5 separate regions of the Homo sapiens genome follow, and all the other regions are linked to region 5. The links are chromatin loops, found by intact Hi-C in ENCODE. Cell type or tissue: gastrocnemius medialis. All regions are shown on one strand. Links, peaks and the distances in the headings refer to the core of each region. The heading gives the core; the rest is flanking DNA.

What was found. Hi-C counts contacts between places; a loop is a spot of excess contacts. Peaks named below come from ENCODE experiments on the same cell type or tissue, not always from the same donor. Only the 100,000 strongest peaks of a DNase experiment are listed, where the experiment ranks them.
Region 1: it touches region 5 in a loop (9-fold over the local background); 66 of 110 quality-filtered maps call a loop at or near these places.
Region 2: a loop joins it to region 5, with 2.4 times the contacts of the local background. A loop is called at or near these places in 3 of 110 quality-filtered maps.
Region 3: it touches region 5 in a loop (8-fold over the local background); 98 of 110 quality-filtered maps call a loop at or near these places.
Region 4: a loop joins it to region 5, with 2.8 times the contacts of the local background. A loop is called at or near these places in 87 of 110 quality-filtered maps.

Annotation. Positions count from the first base shown.
Region 1 is chr1:41,319,945-41,326,150 of GRCh38, forward strand. It overlaps LOC124904159 (a long non-coding RNA gene), which reads left to right and starts at 2,906. Exons shown (of 2, transcript XR_007066027.1): 1 at 2,906-6,163. RefSeq lists an enhancer at 2,237-2,496. In gastrocnemius medialis, for the core only: a CTCF peak has its summit at 3,104 (motif pointing right); DNase peaks (open chromatin) are centred at 677 and 3,137; H3K27ac peaks cover 15 bases.
Region 2 is chr1:41,493,210-41,499,415 of GRCh38, forward strand. No RefSeq gene overlaps it. Among named protein-coding and RNA genes, the nearest start is that of EDN2, 12 kb to the left of the region's middle. RefSeq lists enhancers at 822-1,352, 2,946-3,494 and silencers at 3,018-3,207, 3,348-3,397. In gastrocnemius medialis, for the core only: no CTCF peak of the experiment used is centred there; DNase peaks (open chromatin) are centred at 2,571, 3,152, 3,973 and 5,752; H3K4me3 peaks cover 1,118 bases; H3K27ac peaks cover 4,194 bases.
Region 3 is chr1:41,264,977-41,271,182 of GRCh38, forward strand. No RefSeq gene overlaps it. Among named protein-coding and RNA genes, the nearest start is that of SCMH1-DT, 26 kb to the left of the region's middle. RefSeq lists an enhancer at 3,241-3,535. In gastrocnemius medialis, for the core only: CTCF peaks have their summits at 3,366 (motif pointing right) and 3,580; a DNase peak (open chromatin) is centred at 3,385.
Region 4 is chr1:41,279,462-41,285,667 of GRCh38, forward strand. No RefSeq gene overlaps it. Among named protein-coding and RNA genes, the nearest start is that of SCMH1-DT, 40 kb to the left of the region's middle. In gastrocnemius medialis, for the core only: a CTCF peak has its summit at 3,414; no DNase peak of the experiment used is centred there.
Region 5 is chr1:41,414,200-41,420,405 of GRCh38, forward strand. No RefSeq gene overlaps it. Among named protein-coding and RNA genes, the nearest start is that of FOXO6-AS1, 42 kb to the left of the region's middle. RefSeq lists a silencer at 4,758-5,052 and an enhancer at 4,758-5,052. In gastrocnemius medialis, for the core only: CTCF peaks have their summits at 3,072 (motif pointing left) and 4,728; DNase peaks (open chromatin) are centred at 3,052, 4,540, 4,842, 5,272 and 1 weaker place; H3K27ac peaks cover 2,512 bases.

The DNA.
Region 1 (6,206 bases), core at 576-5,575, 94 kb before region 5:
CCAGGCACTGCTGTTCCCCAGTGGCCCAGAGGCAGGACGGGCACACACCCCAAGGCCGGCCCTCCCCCCACATGGCTCAGTTCCTGCCTCCCAGACTGAGGTCTGGAGCCCTAAATAGAACAAGCACCACCGTCTCCCTTCTCAGGGAGGGGAAGCCAGCTGTGGCAGTTGTGGCAGGCGGAGAGAAATTTTCCCTTTCTGTAGATTGGATCAGTCACTCTCAGAATTGATGGCAACGGCTTCATCACAAAGATCTAATGCTTTAATTATGTTGTGACATGACCTGACATGGGGGTGGCATTTGATGGATTCTCTGGTGTCATCAGCATGGCCCTGACATAGGAAAGTGGCAGAAGGCAGGGGGTGGGGAAGAGGAAGGGCTCTCAGTGGGAGACGTGTCCTTCCAGGGCCCCCTACCTTCCCCTGCTCTCTGTCTTCCAAGGCAGTCCTGCAGTAGTGGAGACTCAGGAGAGGAGGGGGAGCAGCCCCTGTGCAGGGGAGGGTGGCTGCGCCCTTCCGGGATGGACTGGATCCTGGGGGCCCCGTAGGAGTGCATGTGTGTGTGTACCTGTGTGCATGTGCCTAGATACACAGGGACATGTCGGAGCGGGTGAGAGGGATTCAGACCCATGTGGTAGAAGTAACAGCTGCACTGCTGTCTGGCCTGCAGAGGACTAGGAGGTGGAGGCCAGGGCAGGACACCTGGCTGGTCTGCATGTCCTGGGCTGTCGTGAGCAGAAGGAGCAGATGTACTCAGGCAGCCTGGGAGCAGGCTTAGCTCAGCAGAGAGAGGGCTCCCTGGCCAGGGAATGCACAGCTTTAAAAGGCACTGAGCAAATGTCTCTGGGAAGGACTGAGGGGTTGCTACAGAGCAGATCTTTTCCCTTGGTGGGCACTTGGTGACTCCCTACCTCTGGGGCTAGGATTGCATGTATCTGTGGGTGAAGGGGTTTGCCTCCCTCTTTTCCTCCCACCCCAGCTGCCTGCTCAGAGCCTTATGGGGCCTTCGGTGTGGCAAGAGTGAGAAGCAGGCTGCCGCCACCCGGCCAAGCTCATTTCCAGGATGCTGGCACACGCGCCCCTCCTCTGTCCGCCTTCCCATCCGTTCCTGTGGCAAGCTCTTCTTCCCCAAGGCCGGTGGGCTCTAGGGAGTCCCACTTCTCTGCCAGCCAAGTGAGAACGCAGGCTTGAAGGGGAAGGAGGAAGAGAGACTTGTTGGCGGGGCTCCCGCTGGGTCGAGAGCAGTGCCTTCTGGAGGGATGCAGCGTCTTGAGGAATCCTCATGACTACAGATAACAGGGGGTGAGCTGGTATCTCTCTCTTACACTGGAGGACAGTGAAGCTCAGAGACACGAAATTGCCTGCTTAAGACTACACAGCTAGGAAGGAGTGAATTGGTTTCAATTTAGCAAATGTTTGTTAAGTGACACCTGCACACCAGGCCCTGCCGAAGAAGTTGCAGGTCCAGACCCTGTCCTCAAGCAGCACAGCATGCCCGCAGCTGTCCCTGATTCCGATGACGCTGCCCCTTCCACTGCTCTGCTCTGCCTTTGCCAGGGGTGTCTGTGGTCAGCAGCCCAGGGTGGGGGGAAAGCATCAGAGCAGGTGACCAGGGAGTGGGGTCTGGCTCTGGCGCCTCAGTCACCAGTCCTGGTCTTTGGGGAAAGTACAGTTTGAGAAATATAAGACCGGAGGGTCCTTTCAAGCTCAGTTTAGTGCTCTCCTCCCGCCCCATCCCCATGGTGCAGAAGAAGAAATTGAGGCCCAGAAAAAAGACTAGATGGGCCCAGGGTCACCCAGGAAATTAGAATAGGAGCCAGGATTTCGACCTGGTTCTCCTGACTCCTGGGTCAAACTTGACCATGGCTGTACCCAGGGGCCGGTGCTACCAGGCATGGTCAGGAAAGGCTTCCAGGGGAGCCTTGCATTTCTTCTAGAAAGATAAGTTAAAGAAAGACCAGTCAGAAAGGAAACTCCCAATGCCTGGGAAGGTTTCACAGCCTGAAGAAAGCTCCACAAGCCCATGCTCATTCCTAAACCCACCCCAACCCAGCCTCAGAGAAGGGTGTGGGAGGAGGCCTGACTGGTGAGGCCCGAGGTTGCTTGCTGCTGGGGCTGTGTCTCAGAGATGTCAAGGTGGGGAGAAGGCAGGAGCTGTGCCTTGATTGGTCTCTAAAATCCCCTGCAGGACTGGATGCTCGAAAGTGATGCTTGAGCAAGACAGGAGAACAGAAGGGCCTCCCTGATATAGAAGCAGCCGCAACATGTGTCTGGACATGCACAGAAGCAGGTGCTTCTGTGTGTAGCCTGGGAACTGACTGTCCCCGGGTGGCAGGAAGACTTTTTTAGTAGCCCCATGAATGAGGAACTGACGGTCTGCACAGGTGAAGGTTTGTGAGCAAGAGCTGGGTCAGAGAGGAGGCACCTGTTCTTCCAGAGGGGCCTGGGTCTGGGTGTGATGGGGTAATGCAGTGTGTGTGGTGCGCCGCTGCTGGGTGACTACCCAAGGCTTAACTGTGGCTGGGTGTTGTGGGTGTCTGTGTGTCAACGTGTGGTCAGGTATAGCCATATCTGGCCAGGCTGGTATGGACACCTGTTCCTGTCTTCGTGTCCCATGGGTGTAGCTGTGTGTACCAACCCAAGTGTGAGTCTGAATGGAGCTGGACTTTTTTTTTTTTTTTTTGAGATGGAGTTTCTCTCTTGTTGTCCAGGCTGGAGTGCAATGGTGTGATCTTGGCTCACTGCAACCTCCGCCTCCCGGGTTCAAGCGATTCTCCTGCCTCAGCCTCCTAAGTAGCTGGGATTACAGGCATGTGCCACCACGCCCAGCTAATTTTGTATTTTTAGTAGAGATGGGGTTTCTCCATGTTGGTCAGGCTGGTCTTGAACTCCCGACCTCAGGTGATCCGCCCACTTCCCAAAGTGCTGGGGTTACAGGTGTGAGCTACCACGCCTGGCTGGACTTTTAGTGACTGTAGCTCCAGACATAGCCATAGCCCCCAACAGCTCTGTGTGCTGGAGCTGTACCTTTGTGTGGGTGTGTTGGAGACGGCCTCTGGGGTAGCCTTGGCCCTGTGACCTGGGCTGTTGGAGCTCTGTAGCAGGTGGCCCCCATCACAAGGGGGCACTGTGCATCTTCCTAAACCATCACCGCCGCTGGTGGCCAGTGTGTGGGCAAGGAAGGCTGGGAACTGGCACAAAGATGCCCTCAGCCAGGCCCAGCGCTTCTGCCCCTATTTCTCTGGGCAGTCCTGGCTCTCCTCAGAGTTTTTGCCCTGGGGGAAGGGAAAGGATGTCATTAAAAATCCTACCTAGTAAGTCTCATGGGAGGGGTCCATAGCGATGTCTCTCCCAACTGCCTCATTTGACAAGTGGAGAAACTAAGGTTCAGTTGGGAAATAACCTCTCTCAGACCCAAGCCCGGGATCACTTCCCAACCCTGAGATAAAGCCACATGTGCAACATGTTCCAACATGTGCAACAGCTTCCAACACAGGCCGTAAGTGCCCATTGCAAGACGGGTACTGACAGTGCATGTTGGAGCTGCTCTGGCCTGGGTTTCTGGTTCTGACTCCATCACTTACCTGGCGTGTGACTCTGAGTCTCTGATGCCTTTCTCTGGGCTTCTTTTTCCCATCAGTAAACTGAGAGGATTGATGCCTTTGCTCTTCAAGCCCCTCTTTTCCAGCATGGGCCTTCTAGTTCCTACAGGTTAGAGGTCAGTGTGACCTGGGAGCAGTGATGGTTCTGTGCACCTGGTGGGTAATTATCCTTGTTAAAGACGGCTGGGCATTAAGCATAGCCCAGAGAACTTAGGGTCACACATGACTTAGTGGCTGAGTCAGGATGAGAAGAAAGTCAGGCCTCCTGGTCCCTCACCAGCGCCCGCTGCCCTACCCCAGCACCCCCTGCCCTACCCCAGCAGCTATCCTGACCCTCTCTCTGGGCATAGGTATCAGTGCTTCATTGATACAACCCTGTGTTCCTCCTTGAAGTTGTCTTGCCATTTCCCAAGTCATCTGCCTCCCATATCCATGCCGGGCAGGTCCTGTGCTGGAGACTGTCCTCTCCACTCCCTTATTGAGTCCTAGGAGAAGCCCCATTTTACAGATGGGGAAACCAAGGCTTGATGGAGTTAAGAAATAATAGAAGCTATTATTTTTAAACCTTCTCTGTCTCAATGCCAGACTCTGTGCTGGACACTCACTAAAGTGGGCAGAGAGTGACTAGTCCAACCTCCCAAATTTTCCCCCAAATGGTGCCGAGACCTGCCCGGGATCTGCCAGCCTGATTTAGACAGCAATTTGCATACAATTTACCCAGAAAGCTGCACTGTGAAAAAATATAATTACTTTTTTAATATTCTCGCTCTGATGTGAATGCTTACTGCCCGGTAATGAATTACTTGCTTAATGAAGATAAACCTGAATTGGAGATGCACTTCGGACGGCTGCTGCGGCGTCCGGTTTGATGCCATCATTTGCAGCTGTTAATTTCTGAAATTGATGCCCTTGTTGGTGGGATCATAAATTGAGGGGGAAATCTATGAGCTCCAGCACTTCCAGTTTTTTACTCTGTGGCATTGGTGGAGCTACTTAGCCTCTCTGTGCCTCAGTTTCCTCATCTATAACAAGGGTATTGGGGTAAGTTAGAACTATATAAATGTGGGTCCATCTCACAGTAAAGTGATCTTTACTGGAGAATGATTGAGCATCTACAATGTGTCAGGTGAGAGACAGAGGGGAAGTGATTTATTCAAAGACACTCATGGACTCAGAGGCTTCTGAACTAGAATGAGTAGCCACAGCTTTGTGTCCAGGTGCTACACTTGGATCTCTTCTCCTAAATGGCCTTGAAGATGCCTCCTGACTGCTGGTGATGGGAAAGAGAGCCAGGCTGAAGTCAGACACTGGTAGGAGAAAAAAAAAAACAAAAAAAACTGTGGAGGTGTGGCCACTGGAAACTCTACCCGTTCCTTTACCTGATGCTAACCATGTCTGGGGACTGATCACAGAAGAGCACAGGGCTGGGGGCCAGCACAACAAGCCAACGATTCAGCAAATATGTAGTTACTGCCATCTATGGCCATATGTTTTAGGCTCCTAGCACACAGCCATGAGTAAGACCAGCAAGGTCCCTGCCTACATGGACCTGAAATTCTAAAAGGTGTGGTGAACACATAGCGATAATAGATGAGTTAACTAAGAATAAAGATAAAGTCAGATAATGATAAGTGAAATAAAATTTTTTAAATAGATAATATGAAACAGATCAATTGAGGGGGTAATTTTGACTTGGCCTAAAAGACTTCCCTAAAGAGGTGACACCTGGACTGAAATGTAAATGATATTAAGTCCCAGCATTTTGGGAGGCTGAGGCAGGAGGATTGCTTGAGCCCAGGAGTTTGAGGCTGCAGTGAGCTATGATTGTGCAACTACATTCCAGCCTGGGTGACAGAGCAAGACCCCATCTCTAACTAACTAACTTAATAACTAACAAACTGAATGAATGGATGAATGAATAAATGATATTAAGGAATCAGCCCTGTAAATATTAGAAATGTGATTCCAGGTGAGATCAGAAAAGTAGGTAGGAGGTAGATCATAAAGAGCCTTATAGGTTGTGGAAGGGACTTTGGTTTTATTTTTTGTGCAGAGGGAAGCCACTGAGGGCTTTCATAAGGGGAGTGATATAATTTATTGGCATTTATGAAGATTATTCCATAAAAGAAAATAGAAAATCTGGAAAACGATATCTATTAAAGAAATTGAATTTATAATATAAAAATTTCCCACCCAGATGGTTTCACTGGTAAATTCTATCAAATATTTAAGGAATAAATGATACCAATCATACACAAACTCTCAGAAAATATACGAGAGAACATACCCCAACTAATTTTACGAGCCCAGAGTAATCCTCCTGCTGAATTATTTAGTTCTCCATAGCTAACTATGCTGATAAGTAGTGGCTTAAAACAATAATTTGTTGTTATTATATCTCATGATTCTAGGGTCAGGAATTTGGACAGACCACAGTGGAGATGGCTAATCTATGCCCCACGGTGTCTGGGGCCTCAGCCGGGGTGACTCAAAGGTGTCTGTGATATGTAACAATTGGAGGCTGAGTAGGCATCTTTCTCTCCTCTCCAGGTGGCCTCTCGGTGAGCTTAGGTTCCCTCACAGCATGGCGGCCTCAGGGTGGTT
Region 2 (6,206 bases), core at 849-5,848, 79 kb after region 5:
ACTCAGGGTGGGAGGCCCTGAGCGGGGAAGGCACACAGTGGAGACAGTACTTGCCTGGTCACACCAATCCTGGGGTCCCCTAGGAGGAGGAGGTTTGGGTGAGGCAGGGCTGAGTCATGGCAGTGAGGTCAGACAGGGAGCTGGGGTGGCCCAATGATCTCACACCTTCATCTGGGCCTGTCAAGGGGCTGTGGGCCCAGGTGGGCCTGGTGGGCCCAACCTGGCAGAACAGGCACACCCCCTCCTTGGTTGTCCATAGCCAGGGGGTATCTGTGAGACCAGAGGGTCTCCCTTTAGGCTTTCTAAGGCCTCTGTTGCTGGAGCCCCTAAACCCTGCCAGATTGGGGAGGCAGCTGGTATAGGAGGCAGAGTGGGGAAAAAGGGACAGAATCTCACTCTGCCCCTTAGGATGTGTGCCCTGGGCAGCAATCACAGCTCCTTGAGCTTTGGCTTCCACTCTGTCCCATGGGTTCATGTGAGCATCTCAGAAGCTGATGGTCTTGTCCAAGCCCTGGCACATAGCTGAAGCTTGGGAGAGGCAGGTGGAAGAGGGGATGGCCATCACCAGCCAGGAGCCCACCAGAGAATGGGGGGCTGTAGCAGACTGACCTCGACCACCCTGGCCCAGTGCCACACCCCAGTGTCCTGGCCACTGCCTGTGTGGCCTTGGGTGAGAGCCTTCCAATCACCGGGCCTCAGTTTCCCAATGTATCAAATAAAAATAATAGCCTCAGACTCTCAATAGGAGATAGGGGATGATGTCGCAGGGTTCCTGAGAGTTCCCACCAACCCTGTGTACCAGATATGGTGGGGGTGGGGCGGGGGCGAAGAGAGCCAGAGCCAGAGCCATTCCTCTGGGGCCCAGATGCAGTGGGTGAGCCCCGGCCATGCCACTTGGAAGTTAAGCCTGGGAGCCTTGGGAGTCAACCGCTTGCCCCCCACCCGGCACTCCCCAAGGCTGATCCAGAGAGGCTGAGGGTGTCCAAGGTCACACAACAGCCAGCTGATGTCCACCACCTAAGGGGAGGGGGCCTTTATCTCCCCAGATAAGAGGGCCTGAGTGGGCTGGGAAGGCCTCGTGGCCTCAGATATGGGTGGAACCTGGGGGTGGGGAGTGGAGGGCCAGAGCCTGGCTGACCCATAACCATAAGGCAACCGCTTCTCCTGGTACCTCCTCGGCCTGCGTCAGCGAGGGGCTGTGGATGCTTCTGAGTTCATTGCCTGCCACCCAGCCTTGGAACCCAGGCCTCAGGCACAAGGGAGGTCTGTAATAATGACCCGGTGAGAATGACAGCTGTGTGGGGAGCTGTGCCCACGTGCCAAGCACTCTTCTTGCCTTCATTCATCTGGTCCTCCAAACAGCCCTAGGAAGAGGGCAGGGCCTGGGAGTGAGCTTCAGAGAGGCTGCATAAGCCGCCCAAGGTCACACAGCCAGGGGTAAAGAAGAAGGGTCTTCAGCTCCACGGCTATGCTTTCTGCCATCATGCAGCAAACATGCCAAGCCCACTCTGTGTCAGGCCCAGGGCTGGGGCTGTGGATCTCTGGCCCAGCTGGGATTTGGGGAAAGGTACCCCAAAGGCATCACTATTTGCCTGGGAGAGGGAGCTGGGAGTGTGTAGGGCCTTTCCGTGCTTGGCTCTTTGTTGGCCAAAAGGGAGGGACAAATATGGACCTGCAGAACCCCGGAGGAATGAGGGATGCCTCTGCCTGGAGACTCGGGAGGGCATTCTAGCCAAAGAGACTTTGAGCGAGGCTGTGGAGGTGGAGCGCGCATTCCTGGTAGAGGGATGGCCCAGGCAAAGGCCGGTAGGCCTGAAAGGGCATGAAGTACCCCAGGATAGGGAGTGAACAGCCTGAGGGATTCCGTGGTAAGAGAGGAGGTTGAGGCCAGACCACAAGGATCTTGAATACCAAGCGGAGGACCTGACCTTTTCCTGAGTTCAAAGTGGAGTCAGAGGAAAAGGTGAGGGTGGGGGCAGTGGCCTTGCATCTGTTCTGTTGAGGCCTAGGCCAGGTGGTCTCCAGCCAGTGGGCGTGGGGTGGGTTCCTTTGGACTCTCAGAAGGGCCCCAGGTGGGTGACGCCACAGCCCAGTCTGTCTTGGCATCTGAGAACAAGGCCATCTGCTGGCTGCCTCATTCCTGCAAACTCAGGGTCAGAGGACCTCTGATGAGCCCAGCACCCCACAGCTCCAAAGAACTCCACGGTCTCTGAAACCAGGCTGCAAGGGCGAAAGGGGAAAGGCTGGCAGAGACATCCTGGGCAGGGCCCCTCCCACTACCTCATTTTCCAGCTCTGACAAGTGCTTACCCTGTGGGGGACAGGCAGCTCACAGCTCGGAAGTCGCCTGGCTGCCCTAAGGAGGCCCATCCCAGTATGGCCCTGCCCGGCGGGGCTTAGCTCGCCCTTCTCTATACTTTGGTGTTGCCCGTATCACCGGAGGGTGCTGGGGACGCAGGTTTGTTAAACCCTTTCCCTCTTCCTTCCACCAGACAGTAATACTTGGATCCTCACTTGTGATTTTCCCAACAACCCCTGGGGGGCCCCCTTCTGCCGGCACCTACTTGATGGGTAAGAGAATGGAGGCTTAGAAAGGGACGCATCCCGGAGCCCCACGGACCAGTCTCAACCACCAAAGGGCAGGGAGCCTGGAACCCTGCGGGCCACAGGCTGCGCAGCTCACTTGAGGGGACACATGTAGATTCTGAAACCTTACAGCCCGGGTTCAAATCCTTGCTCTGCAGCTGACTAGCACCTCACCTCAAGCAAGTCAGTGTCCATGTCTCATTCCCTGCCTGGAACCGCCTTGTGCCTCAGTTTCCACATCTAAAATGGTGATGCTAATAGCACCTTCCTCGGGGTAGGTGTGCGACTTAGGTGAGATAACTCATACCAAGTCCTTACAGCCGTGCCTGGCAAATGCCCCCTCGGCAGATGGAGAAAATGAGGCTGAAAGAGAAGAGGGGCCCCCCGGCAGGGATTCGCCCCCCGCCACGGGCCCCACGGCCGGGCGGTTCCTGCAGCTGCCTCTCCCTCTCCGACGTGTTTGGGAAATCCTCGGGCTGGGGGCCCGAGCGCGAGCAGCCGCGGCGGACCTGCAGGCGGCGGCGCTCGGCCCGCCCTCGCCTCCCGACCAATTTTGGGCAAAGCAGGGGCGGCGGCGCGCTACGTGCCGGCCATGAGTCAGCGCGCAGGAATGCGCAGGACGCTTTGTTCCCTGCGCGGCGGACGAACGTGCTGGGACCGGGGCGCGGCGGGGCCTGACACGACCGCACGGGCAGTACGGCCACGTGCGCCCCCAACCCCACCTCCGAACCGCAGGGCCACCCGCGCCTCGCCTTCCCCTGGGGCCCGGACCCCTGCGGGGGCCCTGAAAGCCCAGCCCGGACTCCAGCAGTCCCCGGGGAGCTCCGGCACCCTCCCTAAGCCTCGGGCCGGGGGGGTCTGGTCTGAGTGGTCCTGGCCGCCCAAGCCCCTGGGTGGCTCGCAAAGAATCAGCAACTGCGGGGAGGGCTGCCCAGGAGGAGGGGGGGAGCTGCCCCAGAAAGACTGGTGGGAGGCACGGAGACCTCGAGCGGCCACAGCAAGACCTGACGCTGCCCTGGGGAGGCCGTGTGGGGCCCGTCACCCCTTCTCCACATGGAGGCTGGTGTGGGAAGGAAGCGGGGGCTGGGTCCCCCAAGTCCTGCCTCCAGCTTGCGGGGTGTTTCCCTGAAGCCACTCCCCTCTCTGGGCCTGGGCCTGTCCAGTGGGAAATGGGATGACCCTGGCAGTCTTGCTCTTCCCCAGAGTCCTGGGCTGTGTAACGAGGTCTCCAGCCCAAAAGTGCTTTGGAAAGGAGTGTAACCACCTTGAGAAGTCTTGGCAAACTCCAGATGGCCACGCAGAGGGCCTTTTGCGGGTGCCAGGCTATGTCTGGATCTGACCGGTAACGCTGAGTGCTGGGCATTGCTGCTGTGGAAATGCAGGTGCAGAGGGGGTGACGTCATCTGCCCCCAGCCACGGGAGGACTGGCAGGGCAGTTAGAGCCCCAGGGCAGTTTGACTGGGCACCCCTTCTCCTGGATGGGTGAAGACCCTTCTCCTGGGGAATGGCGGGGTGGCTCCCACAGCTGCTGGACGCTGCCGACCGTCAGCCCTGGCAGAGGGAGTGGGGAGTCTTGAGGCTCCACTGCGGGCTGCTCTGAGAGGGTGCGGAAGCTGCTGGAGTCGGGGTCCCTCCTGCCCTGTGTGGCCTTGGGCACCACTTGCCTTTTGGGTACTCCTGTGACTGCTCTATCTTCACAGGAGGAATTCCATTTTAGCTTCCCCATCCCTGGTGGGGGGCAGCGACTAAATGGCCAAGTCTGAGCTTAGGACGGGAGGTTCCTCGGAATGGGATTTTTTTTTTTTTTTTTTTTTTTTTTTAGAGACTGGGTCTCGCTCTGTCACCCAGGCTGCTGAAGTGCAGTGGTGCTATCATGAATCACGCAGCCTCTAACTCTTGGGCTCAAGCGATTGGATGGAATTTTTTAATGCTGTCTTCCTTCCCCCTCATCTGCAAGATCCCTAACACCAGGGCATAGCAGCCCACAGTTCTGCCCAGCAAACAGGGCTGGAGCATGGGGGTCCCAGCTGGCCTGGGGGCCCTTTGCAGGAAGCCACCTTTGTCACCCTTGGCCTCAGGGACTCCGCAATTGAGCAGGTCCTCACTGGGGTCCTTGCCAGCCCCTGGGACTCAGTGTATTCTGGAACTCTCTGGCTTCTGTCCCTCTTAGGCCACATGTTCTATATGGGGGACATGGATGTCCTCTAAAGAGGATGACCTGTCTTTACACCAGGTCCTATCTTTCATGGCCTTGTTCATACCTTCATGTCTGTCCTCTCTTGGTACCCTGACCTGGTCTCCACCCAGCCTCAGCTGGCCCCCTGTGACTGGCACTGGTAGAAGAGGCTGAAGCCCCCCCGCCCCTCCCTCCCCGTAACCATTGGCTCTGCCTGACTCCTCCCTGTGTGGTGGTCTTACCCATAGATAGCATGGCTGCACCTTGGGCAAGGTTGATGCTGTAGGGGATGGGGAGGCTGCTCTCCTGTCTGGGGCCAGAGGTCCCTGCATTTGGGAGAGTGTCTTTCATTCTGCCAGCAATACCGAGGCCTCATTTGCAAACCTCTCTGCCAGGGTGTGAAATGTGCATGGAGGCAGAGACCACACAGCACAGTGGTTAGCTGCTGGGCTCTGAAGTCAGCCAGCTCTGGGACAACACTTCTCTGCACCTCAGATTCTGCATCCATAATTGGGGGGCCAGCTCCCCTTTGTGAGCATCCAGGGAGTCAGTAGATGCAAACATCTTAGAACACAGTGATGAGTCAGCGTGAGTCCCCGCAAGCCTGCACCTGGAGTGTTATAGTGACTTCCACATCATCTTTACCATCTCTCTTGACTGGAGTCAGTGACACCAGTCCTCCTCCTGTAAATCTCTGTGGTCATAGATTCTTCTGATTTCCCAGCAAGGAAGACTGCTCGGTGTGGCCCCTAACATCTCGCACTGTAGCCTAGAGAGCGGCAGAGCCCTGCCACATAGCATGGCTGGGGAGGTAGAACCTGGCCTCTGCCCCCGGTACAGAATGGTCTCTGAGCCCTTTTGACCTCCAAGTCTCAGAGACTCTGAGGACACAGGGTGACAGGAGAGACTGGAGCAAGCAAGTATCTGCACGTGCCCCACCCCCTGCAACTACACAATTCCTGGCACTCACGGGCCCCGCCTTGGCCTGGCACGCCTGCTTGGGTTTCTGCCCGTGTGGTTTCCCCTTGGCCTTTCTATCACGTCCGCTGGCAGAGCATCCCCAGCTGTCTGCATTCCTGTGCCATGAGGACGGCCACCTTGGGGCCAGGCCTGGCTAGGACGCCCCCTGAGAGTGGAAGCGTGTGTGCTGGCCAGGATGTGCAGGGACATAGCTTCAGGCACCTGCTTCTCCATGCTTGTGCATGGCTGTGCCCGTGTGTCCGTGTGTGCATAGGTCTGTGCATGCATTGGCAGGTATGCACAGAGTGGACACAGACAGCTGTGTGGATACACATGAGTGCCATGCAGTGGAGGCCTATGTGGGAGGAAACATACAAGCTCCTGGGGGCCCCACGGGCCTGTGAGTGGGGACCTGCACTCATGCATGATGGTGAGGCACGCATGTTTCCCATACCTGAGGGCCCTTGCATATGTGAGGGTCATGT
Region 3 (6,206 bases), core at 748-5,747, 150 kb before region 5:
TTTTTTTTTTTTTTGAGACGGAGTCTCGCTCTGTTGCCCAGGCTGGAGTGCAGTGGTGCAATCTCGGCTCACTGCAACCTCCGCCTCCCGGGTTCAAGTGATTCTCCTCCCTCAGCCTCCCGAGTAGCTGGGACTACAGGTGTGTGCCCCCACGCCTGGCTAATTTTTTGTATTTTTAGTAGAGACAGGGTTTCACCATGTTAGCCAGGCTGGTCTCGAACTCTTGATCTCAGGCAATCCACCTGCCTCGGCCTCCCAAAGTGCTGGGATTACAGACATGAGCCACCACGCCCGGCCTCTGAGCTGCTCTTTCAGTCCTTCCTCTACTGTTTCTGGGGGCCCTGGACTCTCCCGGCCCAGTGGCCTAGGAATTTGCTGCTGACATAGCTGCATGTCTGGCAGCTCTGAGTCCAGCAAGCAGCTGCTTCTGTGCCGGCCACAGTGTGCTGGCCATCGCCCACCACCATACCCAGTAACCTCCCCCAGAGGCTCCATCTCATCCTGCCCAAATTGCTGAGCCAGGACTCCCTTGGGGTCATTAGTGTAGAGGGGCTGGGGCTTGCCCTACTTAGAAATGGCACAGTCCAACCCCCTCAGGTCCAAAGAGGGGACACAATATACCCATAGTCACACAGCAATTTAGCATGATGATAAACAGAACCCAGGCATTCTGATTGGTTGGTACACTTCCCTTATCTTCTGGGATAGGTCTGCTTTTATTTGGAGTCTGTACATTGTAGTATATTTAGTATGTTGATTCCACACGTTTGTTGACCAGACTCCTGTGCTGCGTTCTGGAGATAGGAAGAATAAAAAACCATCTGTGCTTTTAGGGAATTCTAGTCAAGTTGGGGAGATAAATAAATTGACAATTACATTGTAAGTGCTCCGACAGCTAACCAGACAAAATGCTGCAGGAGGACAGGAAGGGAGCAAGGAACTGCCAGGAATGGGGAGAAGGTCATGATGTTTGAATTGGGTCTTGAGGATGGGTAGGAGTTTACCCAGCAGAAAGAGCATGGTTGTGGGTAGGAAGAGCATTGCAGTCAAGGTTAACTACTTACCTGTAGAAAAGTGTGGTGCTATTGTAGAGCAATGTTAGATGTCTCCACATCTAGCAGTGATGTGAGGAAAAAGGCCTGTTATGGAATAAGAAGGACCTAGGTTCTGGTTTCAATTCTGTCACAGAGTCACTGAAAACCTTTAAGCAAACCACTCAGTCCAATTGTGTCTCAATTACCTCATCTCTCCAGGAGGATGCTCTCAAAGCCAAATATCTCAGAGCTGCTCTATCCGATAGAATAGCCAGTAGCCACAACGGTCTATGTAAATTTAAATTAACTAAAAGTAAATACATTTAAAATTCTGTTCCTCAATTGCACTAGCCATGTTTCCAGTGCTCAGAAGCTACTGGTGACTAGTGGCTGCAATATTGGACAGCACAGATATTGAATACCTCCATCACCCTAGAAAGTCCTGCTGGGCTGGGCTGGGCTGGGCTGCCCTAGAGGCCTGTGATTCTCAGAGGAGAAGGGATTTGTCCCATCACCTAGCAAGGTCTCCAGGCTCCCCACTTACCCGTTTAGGAAGATATCCCAAGGAACAGGATAGAGAGGATGCACCATTCCACTGCCCAACCTCAGTTCCTGAAGTACAGTGACCCAAATCAGAGGGCAGGGGTCCCTTGTCCCTTTGTCAGTGCACACTATACTCTGATTTCGCTGTGTGAAAGCTTATCACAGTGCCGGGCCCATAATAGCAGCTTTCATAAATAGCCAGTCCAATTCCCAGTTTTGCAAGTGAGAAAACTGAGGCTCAGAGTGGCCTGGTTTAGGATCCAAGTCTTAGAAATTTCCAGGATATCTTGAATGATGGAATTTAGGAGAACACAATGGTCTTTGATCCTCATTTTGGCTTAAGACTTTCAGGTTTTATTTATGTTGTAATCCAGATGATACTATGTGGAATCAAACACATGACCTTATCTGTGGCTAGATGCATGACTGTCCAGGAGCTTGCAGGAATTAACCAGTGGCCAACCTTGTAATGCACAAGACTTTTATGTTACCTGAAACAAATAGAATTAGGTAGCAGGTAGAATTTTTATTTTTATTTATTTATTTGTTTATTTATTTTTTGAGACAGAGTCTCACTCTGTCACCCAGGCTGGAGTGCAGTGGTGTGATCTCAGCTCAGTGCAACCTCCGCCTCCTGGGTTCAAGTGAGCTCATGCCTCAGCCTCCCAAGTAGCTGGGACCACAGGTGCGTGCCACCACACCCAGTTAATTTTTGTATTTTTAGTAGGGGCGGGGTTTCACCATATTGATCAGGCTGGTCTTGAACTCTTGACCTCAAGTTATCTGTCCTCTTTGGCCTCCCAAAGTGCTGGGATTACAGGAGTGAGCCACCACGCCCAGCCAGAATCAATATTTTTGAAAAATGAACACAAATGTATTACCTACCATGTACCAAGCACAGTTTTAAGAGGGTCTAGTAGATAACTGAGCAACACTATGAGGTACAGATGATTACTCTCATCATCCTCATTTTCCAGACAAGGAAACGGAGGCTGAGATAAATAACTTGCTGAAGGCCTCATAGCTATTGTGAAGCCTGGACTCACCCAAGCAGTGGCCTCAGAGCCCACAATCTTAACCCCTTTCTAGAGCCCTCTCCTCAACTTTGCAATTGTTGAACATCAGGACCTGAGGGAAACTTTGGGATCACCTAGTCTAATCCCTTTCCTTTCCTCATGCGGTACTGAAGGCCACAGAGTGACCCAGATCCAGCCAAGGTTATTCAGCAAGTTGTAAAAGACAGAGCTTGAATCTGAGTCCTGAGGGTGGGTCCCCTGGCTCCTGTTCAGTTATTTTTGCTCACTTCTTTTAAAAAGCCTAAAAAATGAAATGATCCACTGAGCATCTTCTGGGTACCCACATTGTGCTGGATGTTTTTGTGGAAAAAAACCTTGGGTTTACATTGAGAAGTCCTGGAATCAAATCTTACCTCAATTGCTTGCCCAGTGACCTTAAGCAAGTCACTTTCTATGTCTTGGCCTCAGTTTCTCCAGAAAAGGAATAAGGATATAATTGCCTTAAGGATTATGTCAGAATGAGTGGCACAAAGTAATTACTCAAGTAAAAGGAATGGACGCTGAAGACACAGGCCGTGTGCCCTCTACAATCTGGATGTGGAGGTGAGACTGACATGCAGAGGAGGATCAGAGGAGAGCAGAGAGCATGCTTTGTTGGCAGGTCAGACGATGAATGTTAGGACACTTCATGCACTGTTGGCTCCATCTGGCAATGGAGGTGATTCAGGATCAAGAAATCATCCAGGGAAAGGCTGGCCTGCAAGAACCCAGACTGGACACGAGGTGGCGCTGGTGGCCCACCTGGGAACAGGCAGAGACCGGCGACCAGCCCCGGGGAATCTGATCCTGGCAGTTTCATTCTTTTTGCTTCTAGGCATGAAGTCTACATGAGGGACCCTGGTGGGCTGAGGATGAGGGCGCTCTGCCCCACCAAAGGATAAATGGGAATTTTACACTCCTTATCTCATTTAGTCTTCACAGCCACCTTTTCAGGTATTCAGTTTTACACACAGGACACTGTGACTCAAAAGATGTTAAATAATTTCCTCAAGGGATACTATTGAGAAGTAGATCCAGGCCCACTGATTCTAAATCCCATGCTCTTTCCAGGAAAATATGCTCCTCCCAGCCAGTGGAATCAGTCTATCAACAGAGGCTAAACAGGATGTAAGGGAGATCGTACCAGAAAATAGAAGACCAGATTAAAACTGCCTCCTCCTCATGGCCTTCCTAGACTGTCCCCATTCCTTTTTCACCCAGTCCACTCCAACAACCTCCTAATCCATTTCCCTGCTTCCATTCTTGCACCCTAGGCTCTGTTCTCTACAGTGATCTTGTGAGAAGGAAACCAAGTGGCAGTATTCTGCCTTTTTGCCGTTCAAAACACTCCAATGCTTCTGATTCCAATTTGAACAATGTCTGAATTTCTCACCACAGCTATGAGCGGTGCTGTGCTGGTAACAACCAGTTCTCAGAGGCAGAGAGCCCTGATATGTAGCATTTGCTAATTGTGGTGCATATTCTCCCTCCATGGCCAATTTCAAGCTTCCAAGGTAACATCACTGAGCTCAGAGTTGAGAAGGGATGTAAAGAATCGAGACAGAGCCAGTCTGAGTTGACACCAACGCACTGCTGCACCAAGGCTCCACACATAAGATCTGGCCTCAGACGCCTTCTCCAGACAACCCGCTTATTCTGCTACCCCTGTTCACTCTGCTGGATCACTGGCCTTCTTGCTGTTTCTTGAACATAACAAGTACATTTCCACCTCGGGGCCTTGGCACTTGCTTTCCTCTGTTTGGGATGCTCTTCCCCAAAAATGTGCATAACTTGCTGCGTCACTTCATTCAGGTCTCAGCTCAAATGTTACAGAGAGGCCTCCCCTGAGCATCTTCCCTAAGACATCCTACCCACTCCCACCCTCCATCACTTTTATTCCTTGCTCTGCTGTATTTTTTCTCTAAGGGCCTCAATCTCTATTTAATAATAAATGATAGACATTTAAACTTATTTGTCTAGGTCAGGACTGGATGGCCATCCCTAGAACAGACCTGACTCAAAGAAAGCACTTAATACATATTTGCTGGTTGATAAATGAGTAATTACTTTTCCTCTACATGTAATGCCTTTTTTTACTGCAATAGCCTTGATGTTTTCTCTTTATTCTTGATGTGCTATCGTCTCACTACACTGGGTCTAGGTGTAAATTTATTTGTTCTGTTCAGCACTGAGTGCGCATTTTGAATCTAAGCAATGTCTTTCTCTCATTCTGGACAATTCTCAGTCCTTATTTCTGTAATCTTGCTTCTCCTGCACTCCCTCTGTTCTGGAACTCCTACATAACAGTCTGTCAGTCTCTACTCTGTGTTTCGTAACTGCTTGGCATTCTATAGAATGCCAGTTGTCTCCCAGTGTCTATTCCACTTTTTCCTTAGTAATAGAATCTCTAACTTTCAGCTAGGCACATGCCTACTTGGGTTAAAAATGACATTTCTTGGCTGGGCGTGGTGGCTCATGCCTGTAATCCCAGCACTTTGGGAGGCTGAGGTGGGCAGATCATCTGAGGTTAGGAGTTTGAAACCAGCCTGGCCAACATGGTGAAACCCCCTCTCTACTAAAAATACAAAAATTAGCTGGGTGTGGTGGTGGGTGCCTGTAATCCCAGCTACTTGGGAGGCTGAGGCAGGAGAATCACTTGAACCCAGGAAGCGGAGGTTGCAGTGAGCTGAGACTGCGTCACTGCACTCCTGCCTGGGCAACAAGAGTAAAACTCTGTCTCAAAAAAAAAAAAAATTTCTGAGTCTTCCACTTAGCTACATTCGGGCATATAACTGAGTTCTGAACAATGAGTATAAGCAGGAGTCTTGTGGAACCTCCTTGTAATGTCTTTTAAGCAGGGGAGTGTGCTATTCTTTGTGCCTTCTTCCTGCTATCTGAAAAATACACGAGGTGGCTGGAGTTGGTGCAGCCATCTTGGACTATAGGGTAGAAGTCAGATAGAAGGAGCCTGGGTTTTGATGGCTTTTATGAGACTGCCCTCTTAGCTTTTTTTTTTTTTTTTTTTTTTGAGACGGAGTCTCACTCTGTCCCCAAGGCTGGAGTGCAGTGGTGCCGTCTCGGCTCACTGCAGGCTCCGCCTCCTGGGTTCACACCATTCTCCTGCCTCAGCCTCCCAAGTAGCTGGGATTACAGGGGCCCGCCACCGCGCCCGGCTAATTTTTTGTATTTTTTTTTTTTTAGTAGAGACAGGGTGAACCGTGTTAACCAGGATGGTCTCAATCTCCTGACCTTGTGATCCGCCCACCTCTGCCTCCCAAAGTGCTGGGATTATAGCCGTGAGCCACTGCGCCCGGCCGAAACTGCCCTCTTAGCTTTAAACTTCCTAGTGCTGGACCATTCCATGAGAGAGAAATGGACTTGTATTTTGCTTGAGCCATGGTTATTTTGCTGTCTTAGTTTGGGTATCCCAAAAGCAGGACCCAAGAGAAGGATTTGGATGCTAGTAGTTAATTTGGGAAGTGCAGTGAAGAAGTGGAGATGTGAGGCAAGGAAAGGAGAAAAGCCAGTAAAAGATTTGAACATGAGCAGTTTGCTGCTGGTGGCCAACGGAGGC
Region 4 (6,206 bases), core at 801-5,800, 130 kb before region 5:
GCTAGGACATGGTTGGGGGTGAGGGGTGTAAGTGAGAATCCTGGCTGGCTCCCTTTGTCTCTCCACGGTGCAACATGGGGTTCCTTTGGGGTTCCTTTGGGGAGACATCTTCTGGATTGCCTCATTGGGGCTGGTCTCTTGCTGATTGTGGGTGTGGATGTGGGGGTTCCTGCTCCTGGGACATCTCAGTTGGCCGTAGCTTGACTGATGCCATGGTAAGCAGAGATTCTCCAGGAAGTTATCTTCTCCAGCTGGGGCCCCTGAAGCTCTCAGGATTCTCCAACTGCAACCTGCCAGCTTGTCACCTCCAGTAGTAAGATTTTCTTCATGCTGGTTCAGTACTTTGTGAATATTCACAAAAGTCCCAGTGGGGTAGAGCAGGGATTACGCCCCTGGCTTACAGATGAGGAAGAGAAGTGACTCCCAAGAGCACACAGAGTGAGTGCACGGACAGATAAGATTTGAACTCATGTTGGTCTCATTCCAAAGCCCAGCATCACCACTGAGAACAGGTGTGAGTGGGGGCAGAGCTGGGGGCTGTGAACCTAAGGGAGATGTGGCGCCACAGGGAACCCCCTTCTCCTGCAGATGCCCCTGACCTCCAGCCCCAGGGCCATCAGCCCTGCCAATGAGGAGTGTGAGGCCTGCAGGGTAGAGTCAGAGGGTTTAAATCATAGACTCCTAGAGTCAGGACAGACCAAGAGGTCTTCTGACCTGGCCTGTGTCCATCAGCAAACTCTTACAGGTGTCTTTACAGGCGCCACATTGGGCCCTGGGTGTGTAGAAAAGGCTCTGACACTTCTCACCCCTCCAGGGACTCATGGTCCAGAGCATGGCTTCTCTGCTTAGTACTGTTGACACTTTGGCTGCATAATTCCTGGGGGCACTGTGCATTGTAGGATGTGTAGCCGCATCTCTGGCCTCTACCCACTAGATGCCAGTAACATCCCCATAGTTGTGACAACCAAAGATGTCTGCAGACATTGCCAAATAGTCCCTGTCAGATTCCTCTTAGTCGAGAAGCACTGGCTTAGGGAGAGGGGCAAGCCAACATATCCACACAGAGCTGAGCATCCTGCAGCTGGGCAAGACAGGAGGAGCTCTGGGGAATGGGGCCTGCCGGGGGGAAGGCCATTTCCCGATGGATTTGGGATCCAATCTCAGCATCCCTGTTCTTTTCTCCGTGACTTGGCTCCTCTGGTGGAAGCAGCTTCTGCTCTGGGAGGCTAGCCATGCTGCTTTGATCAGTCTGGCATTCTGTGCCCTGGATTCGTCTCTTGGTCTTGCTATGGCAAGAGCTGGTGCCCAGTCAGCTTTCATGCGTGTTAAGAAAGGCTCTGCTTGTTCCTTGGGATAGCCCTCTAAAAGCTGACTGGGTGGCCACTTAAATACTGTGCTTATTCAAAGAACAATACTTCAAGCAAGTGCTTCAGCATAAGTACCTCCAGGTCCCCCACTCCACGGAAGCTGCAGTGTGGGAAGACAGCTCTGCAGCTCTCAGCCTGGAGACTGGGTTCTCCTGGATCTTGCCTTTACAGTGACAAGACCCGGGCAGAAGTCCTTCGATCCACAGAGCTTCCACTTCCTTATCCATGAAGGGCATGGCCATCCCTTCCCTGTCTTCTCACAGTGTCCTGGGGTAACATTTATTATTTCACAGGAAAAGATATTGTAAATGGAAAAGTATCATACATGTTACCTATCTTCTGAGTTTCCAAGTGGCATTGGGGGTCAGAGTTTTTTCTTTCTTTTAAAAATTATTATTTGAATAGTCATTCACACATTTAACAAATGTTTACTGAGCTCCCACTATATGCCAAGAAGTCAGCAATGAGCACATCAAATGGGAGGAGATAATAAATGAGTGAATTACATTCAGTGTAGTAGGTGAGATGGTCACAAAGGCTGAGGGGAAAGAAGCAGTCATGTGGAGGAGGATGGATATTGAAATTTTAGATAGGGAACACCCCTTTGGAAGGTGCTATTTGAGTAAAAACCCAAAGGCAGTGAGGGAGCAGGTTATGCAAGTGTTATTACAGGCAGAGGGAACAGCAAACACCACACCCAGGGTGTTCAGGAACAGTGAGAAGGCCAGTGGTGGGTGGTGGGTGGTGGGAAGGGGACAGGGCAGGAAGTGAGGTTGGTGGGTGGAGAAGGAGGAGAAAGGTTGTCGAGGGGGCAGGGGTAAAGGAAGGCAGGTCATGGTGGGGACTTCGGCTTTTAACCTGGGTTTGGAGGCTTGTGGGGGGTTCTGAGTGGAGAAGAGATGAGACAGTTCCGGCCATGGCATGTAGGACAGACCTATTGACACCAACCATGTGTTTCAGGAGTCACAAAATTTGTTAATAATCCTCCCAAGAACCCAGTAAGAAAGTTAATCCTGCATTGCAGCTAGTTCAGGGACTTGTTCCTGGAGGGGACATAGGGATGGCCCAGCTGTGTCCTTGATAGAGCCAGGACTTGGTCCCCAGTCTGTCGGGCACCCTAAACCCTAAACCTAACCCTAACCCTAACCCTAACCCTAAAAAGCTCCTGGTGTTTCCACTAGGCCACTTCACTGCCTGTTGTCAGACCTGTCCCATCCTAAATCCTTATTGAAGCAAACGAAAAAGTCTCTCTGTGATTTAAGATGACCTCTGTCCTACCAAAGAGTTATTGTTGAAGACTTGCCTCTTTTTAAAAAACTATTTAAAAAATTTTATAGAGACAGAGGTCTCACTATGTTGCCCAGACTGGTTTCAAACTCCTGACCTCAAGCAATCCTCCTGCCTCAGCCTCCCAAAGTGCTGGGATGACAGGAGTGAGCCACTGCACCCAGCCTTTCTCAGAGATGGAGTCTTGCTCTGTCGCCCAGGCTGGAGTGCAGTGGTGCGATCTCCGCTCACTGCAACCTCTGCCTCCTGGGCTCAAGTGATCCTCCTGCCTCAGCCTCCTGAGTAGCTGGGATTACAGGTGCCTGCCACCACGCCTGGCTAATTTTTGTATTTTTAGTAGAGATGGGGTTTCACCATCTTGATCAGGTTGGTCTCGAACTCCTGACCTGAGGTGATCTGCCCGCCTTGGCCTCCCAAAGTGCTGGGATGACAGGTGTAGGCCATCGTGCCCGGCCTTTACTAATCTCTTACGTGTCAACTGTCACTCCACCCAGATGTTCACTTGGACTGGAGGTTGGTATGGGAGGTAGAAAAAGCTTGCTGGAATCAGGAGGCCTGAGCTCTGGTTTGGACTCTAACACATCATTGCTGCTTCACCTTTTCAGTTTCTCTGTCTTCAAAATCCCCTGCTCTGCCCGCCCTTCTCAAGGTGACAGTGAGGACCCCGAGGCAGAGGAGGGTTGGGAGAGCTCTGGGAGGAGAGGGGAACCCTGGATCGCACCTTCCTCCTCTACCAGGCTGCAGTGGGGGCTGAGTGCCCCTAGGTGGTGCAGTTTTCCCAGGCTGAGCTCCCAGCAGCTGCTGCCAAAGGGGGCTGGAAGATCTGGGGGAGACAGAGGGGCAAAAGTGATACCGAAGCCCAATAAAGTGGAAGTTTGAGGTAAAAGCCTGCACTGAGGATTCCTGCTGCTCCTCCGATGGGCACTATGGGGATTAGTGATGCAGGGCCCTCTGGCTGCCCTGGCCACCAGATTCTGCTGTGGGATGTTGGCTGCAGTCCCTGGAGTTGTGGTATGAAGGCCAGGGGTGTATACAGTGTAGCGCCCACTCTTTCACAGATGAGGAAGTGGAAGGCTAGAGAGTGGGGGGCTTGCCCAGTCACCGTGGGGGCAGGGATAGCTGCTGTGGAGCTGGGCTGTCTGCGGAGGAGTTGCTCCCTGGCAGGACCCTCTGTAGACAGCATGTAGTGCCGCAGCTTTGATTTTGGTCAATTTCTCCTAGCTGGTGGCCCACCCCTCTCTGGCATCTCCTTTTGGGCTTGCCCTCCTTCCCGCTCCGTGGACACTCTCAGGAAAGGCCAAAGGAGCAGTCATTTGCTTCTCATATAAAGAGCTGTGTCCCAGGGCAGTGGAAGAACGCCGCGCAAGGGTCAGGAGACGTGGGTGTTCGGAGGCTCTGTCGCTACATAGGGCCCATGGCTCTTCTCTCTCTGGCCTTGCTTCCCTTATCTGTAAAGTGGGGTGGGCAGGAAAGAGAAGGTTGGAGAAGGAGAGGGCTGGGCTGGATAGCCCCAAGGTCACTTTCTAGCGTGGACATTCTGAGTAGCACTTGAAGCTTCCCTTCTGTTCATCAGGGGACAGGTGGGGGAAGGAAAGGCTTCAGTTCTCTCATTTAAAAAACACAAGGGAGTGGACGAGATGATGTGTCATTCTGGCTCTGACATCCGGCTCAGCGAAACTGAGAGGCAGTCATCAAGGCCAGAACCAGCCCCTTGGAGCTGCCCACACTTGATGGCACCTGTCTTGGGAGGTGCAGACCTGCTTCCCTCAAGGTGGACCGGCATGCCCCCCAGCGAGACCGGCCTCCTTCCGAGCTGGCTCCTGAGCCACTGCAGAAGTTCTTCCTCCCCTGTAGAGCTGAAGCCCATCTGCACATCCAAAGGGTGTTCCTTCCCGGGCTTCATTACTAACAGGCTGCCTCCCTGGCCAGATGAGCCTCTCGGGGACCTTGGGCTCTTTCCAAAATCAAATCTTCCTTCAAAGAAAGTAAGAGATTGGTCACCATGGAGGAAATTCAGAGAATGACAGCTGGAGGATTGAGGGGAAGGGGAGAGAACACCCACTTATTGTCAGCCAGCCATGCGATAGGCACCACTCAGTCCCCTTCCTGTATATTAACTCAGTTCATCCTATCAACCAGGAATTTATTATGATCATCCCCTGTTTGCAGATAAAGAACCACTGAGGATATGAGTTATTCTTCCTACAGTTGTACAGCTTGTGAACAGTAGAGCTGGGGTCCGAGCCAGGTCTCTGACTCTGCAGCCTACCCTTGTCCTGCTTGAACACACTGAGGAAGACAGGAATAACAGGACATGGGTCAGAAGGCTTGGCTTCTGCTCCAGCTTTGAAGTTGAAGGATTAGGTGACAGCTAACACTTGATAGTATTTTATGGTTTCAAAGTGATAACCATGTAATATTTTAATTGATTCTCAGCCCATTTTGTAGATGAGGAAACTGAGGCTCACAGATCTGATGACTTCCTAATTGTGGCAAACTACCAGCTACACAGTAGCTGGGCTGGCTTCGAACCAGGTCTTTTGACCCCAGAGTCTGTGCAGCTCACAAATAAAGCTGATTCTTTGACAAGTTAAGCCTCTTCTCTTGGATTCATTTTTCCAGTCTGTGAAAATGAGGGATTGGATTAGATTAGTAGGCAATCACTAGTTCCCAGGCCCTTTTATTTAAAGAAAAAAAGGAGAACCCATAGAGTCTGGCAACTTAAACTTTTGCTAAGTATGAACACTTAAAAAAAAAAAGAACATTTTGTCTTCAAAAAGCTAGGGGGATATTATCTCAGTGTAGTGGGGAGAAAAAAAATAGTAACTGAGAACACAATTCCTCTTAGGAATTAAGTGAGCTGTGTTTAGCATAACACTTTGATGAACCATTGTGGTTGTACCAAACTGCTCTCTGGGTCTGGCTGGAGCGGGCCAGAAGGGAAATGGAACTAGAATAATTCTCTGCAAAAGAATTGATTTGCAGTGGGGATTTGGAAGGCTGAGCAAGCTAGTGACATGAAGAGGAGATGCTGAAGGAAAGTCCAGATCCAGGGCAGGGATGAGAGTCCCAGAGACGAGCAGCAAATGTTCTTCAGGTGGGAGGCAGAGAATGAGCAAAGGGCCCTAGGGAGAGGAAGGTCTGGTATTCCATTTCCACAGGGAGGTGTCTGCTTTCCTGGTGTCAGTCAACCTGTGGATACTCTGGCTCTCTTGTCAAAGTGCCCTTGCACAGTGCAGGAGCTTAGTGAATGCAACCTTGGCAGTGTAAGTTTAGGGAGCCCTTGGTTAGGAATCATCCAGATCTGGCAGACCCGAGTTTGAGGCCCATCTCCATCATTTGGAAGTTCTATGAACTCTTTAATCTTCAGTTTCCTTCTCTGAAATGGATATAACACTCCGCACCTAGAAGGCTGATACAAGAAATAAGTGCGACCATGGACTTAGTACTTGGTGCTCAAGCCTTCAGTAAACAGCTACTTAGCTGCCTGTTACTATTAATCATGGTTATTTGGATATTCACAATTTTACTTACTGTGGCAAGCTTGTAGGA
Region 5 (6,206 bases), core at 741-5,740:
CACAATGTCTCACAATGCTAGAAAGGGCCTGAGCCAGGATCTAAACTCATTTTGGAGGGTGGCGGGTGTGCCTGTATGGAGGGATGGAAGGTGAATCCAGGAGACCCCAAAGGGCTGCAGCCCCAGGAGCAGGAGGGGGCTGATGCTGGTAGAAAGAGATATTACACACCTGGCATGGAACTGCTCGGACATATGGTTACCAGTGCCCACCCCCCAGGCTGGCACATCACCTGCCCTCTGCTTCTCTCTCCTTTTAGCTCCCTGGACCCAGTCAGAGAGCTTCTAGCCAAGGGCCTGGTGTCTCATGAAGCGAACGGAGATCAGGCTGGCTGGGTGCCTGGTGCCCCTGAAGGAAGGAGGAAGGGAGCTGGCATCTGTGGAGGACCACTTCTGACCAAGACTGCCTAGTGAATGCTGGCCACTTTCATCTTGTTAAATTTTTAAGTGAAAGGTCAAGGGACTTGCAGGGTTCATGGGGCTGGAGCAGGACAAGGTGGGCCTTGACCTCAGGCATCCATCTCCATATAGCCATGGGCATGGCTGGACAGACATACAGGTTGGAGTGGCCTGGGCACAGCTGCCAACAGCAGCCCCCCCACCCAGCCCCGACTGCCACACTGCATGTGCTGTCCCTGCTGAGGCTGGGGGGAATGAGAAAGTGGAGTGAAGGCATGGAGAGGGCCTGGGTAAGGGGCTCGGGGCTGGACACCCTAGGCATAGCCACAGGTCCTTGAGCTCCAGAGTATCCTGGTGATGCCTGGGGCAGTTCTTGGGTCTCCCCCAAGAGACTGCTCTGGGGCAGGGTGAGCGAAGTCTCCCCCACTGGATGGCATGCTCTGAGGCTTCCTGGAGTTGTCCCCTGTGGCCTGCCAGGGGCCTGGCCGGTGCTGCAGCCTGAGATTTACAAGCCAGCCTGAAGGCGCAAACAATAAATCAAGCTTGAGTCTGGCCGTGGACTTGTCCTCCCACTGCCTTCCAGGCCTCTCACCTGCCATGTCCAAGCCAGGCACTAGAGCTGGGATGGGAGCATCGGGGAGGAGCCCTGGCCCAGCCTCCACCTTCCTGCTTCTCCCTGTGAGACCCTCTCTCTGGGTTTTCCAGGTACTGAGGCCTGGAGGTTAAGGGCTGGGGCTCTTGAAGCTGTCAGCCTGGGTCCAAGCACCAGAGCCCCTCTATTCCTGGTTGGGGAGCTTGTGCAGAGGCATAGCTCTGAGCATCCATTTATGGGGATAATGGTCACACCAGCACCAGGTGCCCTTGTGGGTTTGCTAAGGTGCTTAAAACAGGGCCTGGGAGGTAAGTTGCTCTTACCTGAGTCCCTAAAACAGAACAGAGGGACAAGGGTGTGGCTTTGCCTGTGCCCCAGGGTTTATCCCTCATTGTGTCTGTCCAAGTGCCTTGGGGAGAGGTCAGGGCAGCCCTTTCCCTAGAGGCTGCTGTGAATCACTGGGCTCAAAGCAGGGCCAGGACAGGGCTGACTGGGGAGGTGCTGGGAGGTGCCCCCAGCCACAGCCCTGCAGGCTCAGGGACAGGAACAGTGATAGAAACCAGCCTTTCCTGTCCCCTCTTCCCACTGTGGCTTTTCCTCCTCTGGACAACCCTATGAAGCAGATACTGTCCCTGTTTAAAGATGAGGTTGCTGATCTCATCCTTAGATGAGGGAGAAGAGGAGGTATGTGACTTGCCCAAGGTCACACAGCTCGTAAAAGGCAGGTGGAAATTTGAACCAGCCTCTCTGGGTTTTAGTGTCTCTCAAGAGCACACCAGGCCCAGTGGCTGGGACAGGACAGGACAGGGTGCTGGGAGTTGGTGAGGCCTGGCAAACCACAGGTGCTCACCAAGTATCATTCCCTCTGCCTTCGGAGGCTAGGGAGAGGGATGAAGGGTGCCTCTTCACTGCACAGGGGCCTGTAGGATGCCCAGCAGGGGCCCACCAGGGCTGAGTGGGGCGGGAGCTCAGGGAGGTTGGTGCCCCAGGTGAGTCCCAAGCCCTGCCCTGGAAGAGGCTCAGGAGATAAGCTGGGGCCCTAGGGCCGCATCTCCTAGCAACATGGCCTTGGGGACCCTGCCTGTCTGCCTCAGGTGCCCCAGGGAGCCCAGCTCAACCGCCATCCCCAGGTGTCTGGCTGAGGAACCTGCTGGGTGGGGGCGGAGCAGAGGGCGAGTGCCAAGCCTGGGCTTAGCCCCCAGGACAGGGAAAGAGGGTCCCCTCCTCCAGCCAAGGGTGAAGCTTCTGGGGTGTGGGGGGCTGTGGGGCTGAGAGGGGAGGGGTTTTCCTCTTCCCCTTCCAGCCGTCTCTCTGTGTCTGTCCCCATCTCTCTTCCTAGTGTGCTCCCTGCATCTGGGAGCTCTCCCTTCTCCCTTCCTCTGCCTCCTGCGGCCGCCCTCACTCCCCCACTTCTCCCTCAGGGTTCGGTTTCTCTGTCTGTCCGTCTATCTCTCTTCCTGTCCCACCCGTCTCTTCCGAATGTCTCTCCCACATCTCTCTCGTGCCCCCGCCCTGTTTCCCGTGTTGCTTTGCTCTGCCTCCCTCTGCCCCCCGCCCCCCTGGCTCTCTCCATCCCTTATGCTGAGGCCTCCCCACCCTCACACTTGTGGCTTCCCCTGTCTCCTGCAGCCTTCAGGGAGCCAGGGAGGCAGCGTAGGTGCTGGTACCCCAGCCTCGGTTGGGAGTCATACCACGGATGCTTAGGGGGTGTGCAGGGAAGCCAGCCTGAACAGGAAGACAAAAATTCACTCATGACCTGGGGCTGATCTTGCCTTCTCTTGGGCCTCAGTTTCCCCATCTGTGAAATGGGTCTAATGGCTTTGGTAGGAAGTATCCGTGTTCTCTAGGCTGTTGTGGATCACAGGCTGTGATAGAAATGGACAGAATGTCAGGCTGAGGTGGTGTAGGGCATCTTCTGGAGAAAGGGCTGTGGTGGTGGAAGCCCTTCTGGAGGATGGAGGCTCATCCTTGTCCTTCTGGCCGGCAGGCTTTGGCTGGCACTGCCCTCCTCCCTCAGGAGTGGTCTTCCTGGGGTGAGTCAGGGAGGCCTTGGCGCACTTGGCTGCATCATGGTGCCCTCTGGTGGCATGCGGCAGAAACTGCTGCCACATTTTGCTCTGCCCTCTGGTCCTGGGCGGGTGTGGACTCCAGGGCTTGCTGAGTGACCCTGGGCCCTGGGAATGCCAGTAGGAGCTAAACTCTACTGTGCACTAGGTGAGTGCCAGGCTTCTCTGCACCACAACTGCTTCTGTGCACTCTCCTATTTCGTCTTCACCCTGCCCCACTATTATCCCCATCTTACAGATGGGAAAGTTGAGACCCAGGGTTTTAACCCAGGCAGTTGGCTCCACAGCCAGCACTCTTGACACCACACTTGGAATTCTGCCTCTAAAATGACTCCAGCAGATGCTACAATCCCACTATCAGTGAAGACCCATTCTTTGGGGCTATTTATTTGTCTAACAAATATGTATTTACACTTGCTATTTTCAGAGCCAAAGGAGCTCACAGAATGCACTTAGCCTGATTGTGTCACTTTACAGATGGTGAAACTGAGACCCAGAGAGGGGGAGTGACTGTCCCATGGTCACATGTGTGAGTATGAGGGTGTATGGTAGGACTAATGGATGGCAGTGCGATTGTCAAGCCCAGCATGTGTGAGGCAGTGTGGGACGGGCATAGGAGACAAAACACGATGAGTGCAGTGTTCTGGGGTGAGGGAGGCCACAGTGGGTAGGAGCTAGGGGCCACCCCACCCTAAGTGGGAAGCACCGCTGGAGGAAATGCATGGGGCAAGGGTGGGTGTGAGCTTGGATATGGGCGTGGCTGGGGTCAGTGTCTGAGCTGTGTGAGGGAGAAAGCGGAAGGGAAATGTCTAGGAGCCAGTGGGAGCCACTGGAGGGGGCCACAGTTTCCCAGCACCTGCCTGGTGCCAGGCAATGCAAGGAGTAGGACAGCCTGTCCTCATGGAGCCTGCATTCCAGGGGCTGAAAGCACAGATCACTCCAGAAACAGGCCTCTCACATCCCATCCATGGTGATGGACTCAGAACAGTGTGGGAGGCAAGGCAAGGGGTCTTGATGGGAGCTCCCTGGGGTGAGTGAAACGGTCTAGAGCTTAGCCTGGGGGGTAGTGACCCGGAGGGTTCAGAGGTAGAAATACATCGAGCTGTTCACTTCAAAATAGTGCCCCTTACTGTATGCAAATCTTACCTCAATTAAAAAAGAAGAAAACAAAAAAACCTAGCCTTCTGCTTTGGGTGGGAGGGAAAGTGGGAGTGGCCAGTAATTGTGGCCTGGGTGGAGAGGACCTAGACAGAGAGGTGCTGGCAGAGAATTCTACGGAAAGTTTGCTGGTGGGAGTGAAAGCTGGAACTCGGCTCTAGGTTTCTGAGGAGCCCCAGGGGATGAAGCTGCAAAGATGTGGGGAGGCTCAGGGATCCTGGGGCATCCCATCTCTGGAAGAGCCTCCCCTCTGCAGAAGTGGCAAGAAGCCCTCCGAGAGTGTGGGTCTGGGATGCTTTTTGTCAAATCTGCAGGTGCCTGGGTCCGCAGTCTACTCCTCTGCTGGGGGTGGAGGGGATCCCCTAGATCTACATTTTCACACATTCCCAGGGTAATTTTGACACTGTCAGCTGCACACCAGTATTAGGAAATCACAGCCTGAGGTTCCTTCCAAGCCCTGGCTTCTGTGAATCCAGATTCTGAGATTTCCTGCACTGGAAAGTCATTTTAGCTAGGCCAGCACTGCCACCGCTGGCCATGGCGAGGCTGAGTCCCAGGGAGGGGAAGTGACGTGCCCATGGACTCACAGCCAGCTTGCATCCAGAGCTGTAACCGGAACCCTGCCTAGGCTGCCAGGCCAGGCTCCCAGCCCCGGCCCGGTCAACTTTGTCATGCCCAAGGAATTCCCAGCTGTCAGAGATGGGCGGGGACCGTAGGCAATGGCAGGGAGCCTGGCAGCTGTAGGTGGGCCCCACCCACCCTCCAGGTGCCCCAGGTCTCCCGGGTTGGTTGGGGGCCATCTCAGGCTGTTGGCTGCTCGGGGCTCAGGCCCACCTCCTGCCTCTGTGGCCCCAAATAGAGCTCCTGGGGGCACTTGGCCACCAGGGGAGGAGAGCAGAACCCTGACTCTGTTCCTAGCAGGGGGAGGACCTGTTGAGTCCTGTCATGTGGGAGTGCCACCCCAAACTCCTGCCTGCAGAACCTCATTGGGATGCTGGTGGCACAGGCTGAGCCGGCAAGGTCACTGGAGAACAGAGCGAGGGTGAGGGCGTCCACCGCCAGCCTGGCACTGCCCCCACTGGCGCCTGTTGGGTCTGAACCTCTGCCTAAGGCAGTTGCTTGCACCTGGCCTCACCTCTGCCAGGGCGTCCTCTGCCAATGACAGCCCTCCCTTCTGTTTTCTCTCCTCCTTCCCTTCTCTACCCCTCCCTCTTCCTTTTCTTGCCTACAGGATTGGGGCCCCATCTACTCCTCTTCCATCCTGAGCCCTTTGGAGACAAGCCGACCTGGTTTGAGCCCCAGCTCCTGCTCCTTCTGCTGCTTAGCTCTGTGACCTTTGGCAAGTTGCTAAACCTCTCTGAGTCTCAGTTTACTTATCTGCAGAATGGGGGGTAATAGATCCTATCTCATGAAGGGCTCGTGAGGATCTTTAAACTGTCTAACCTTGGTTGGGCACTTACTCTGTGCCAGGCACTGTGTGTGTGTTTTACCTGAGTTATCATCCTCATTTTATAGACAGGCAAAATGAGGCTCAGAGAGAGGGGGCAGGCTTGTTCCTGGTTGCTCAGCTGTACGTGCAGAGTTGGGCTTTCTGGATCTAAGATCTATGTTCTTCCCTAGGCAGGTTGGCACTGAGGGAGCAGGCAGGGCCATGGGCAGAGCTGTGACCTCACCACATAGGGAGGTGCTGGGCCTGGGTCACATGCGTAGAGAGATTACGATCCTGGGTGTTGTGAGTCAGGTATCGTCTCCATCTGTAGAATGAGGAAAGTTGTAACCATCCCTAGGTGCGATACCTGAGACTGGATCCAGCTTCCTGCAGTCTCCCTTGTCCAAAGCAGGGACTCTTGAGTTCCGTCAGTAGAAGGGGAGCATGACTCTGTCTTATGGAGACAGTCATACATAGCAAATGTTGACTGTAACCACTATCACAAGTCCTGAGATCTTTGCCTGAGGGATGAAAATGGGGGCGCACAGAATTTTAAGTCCTCACT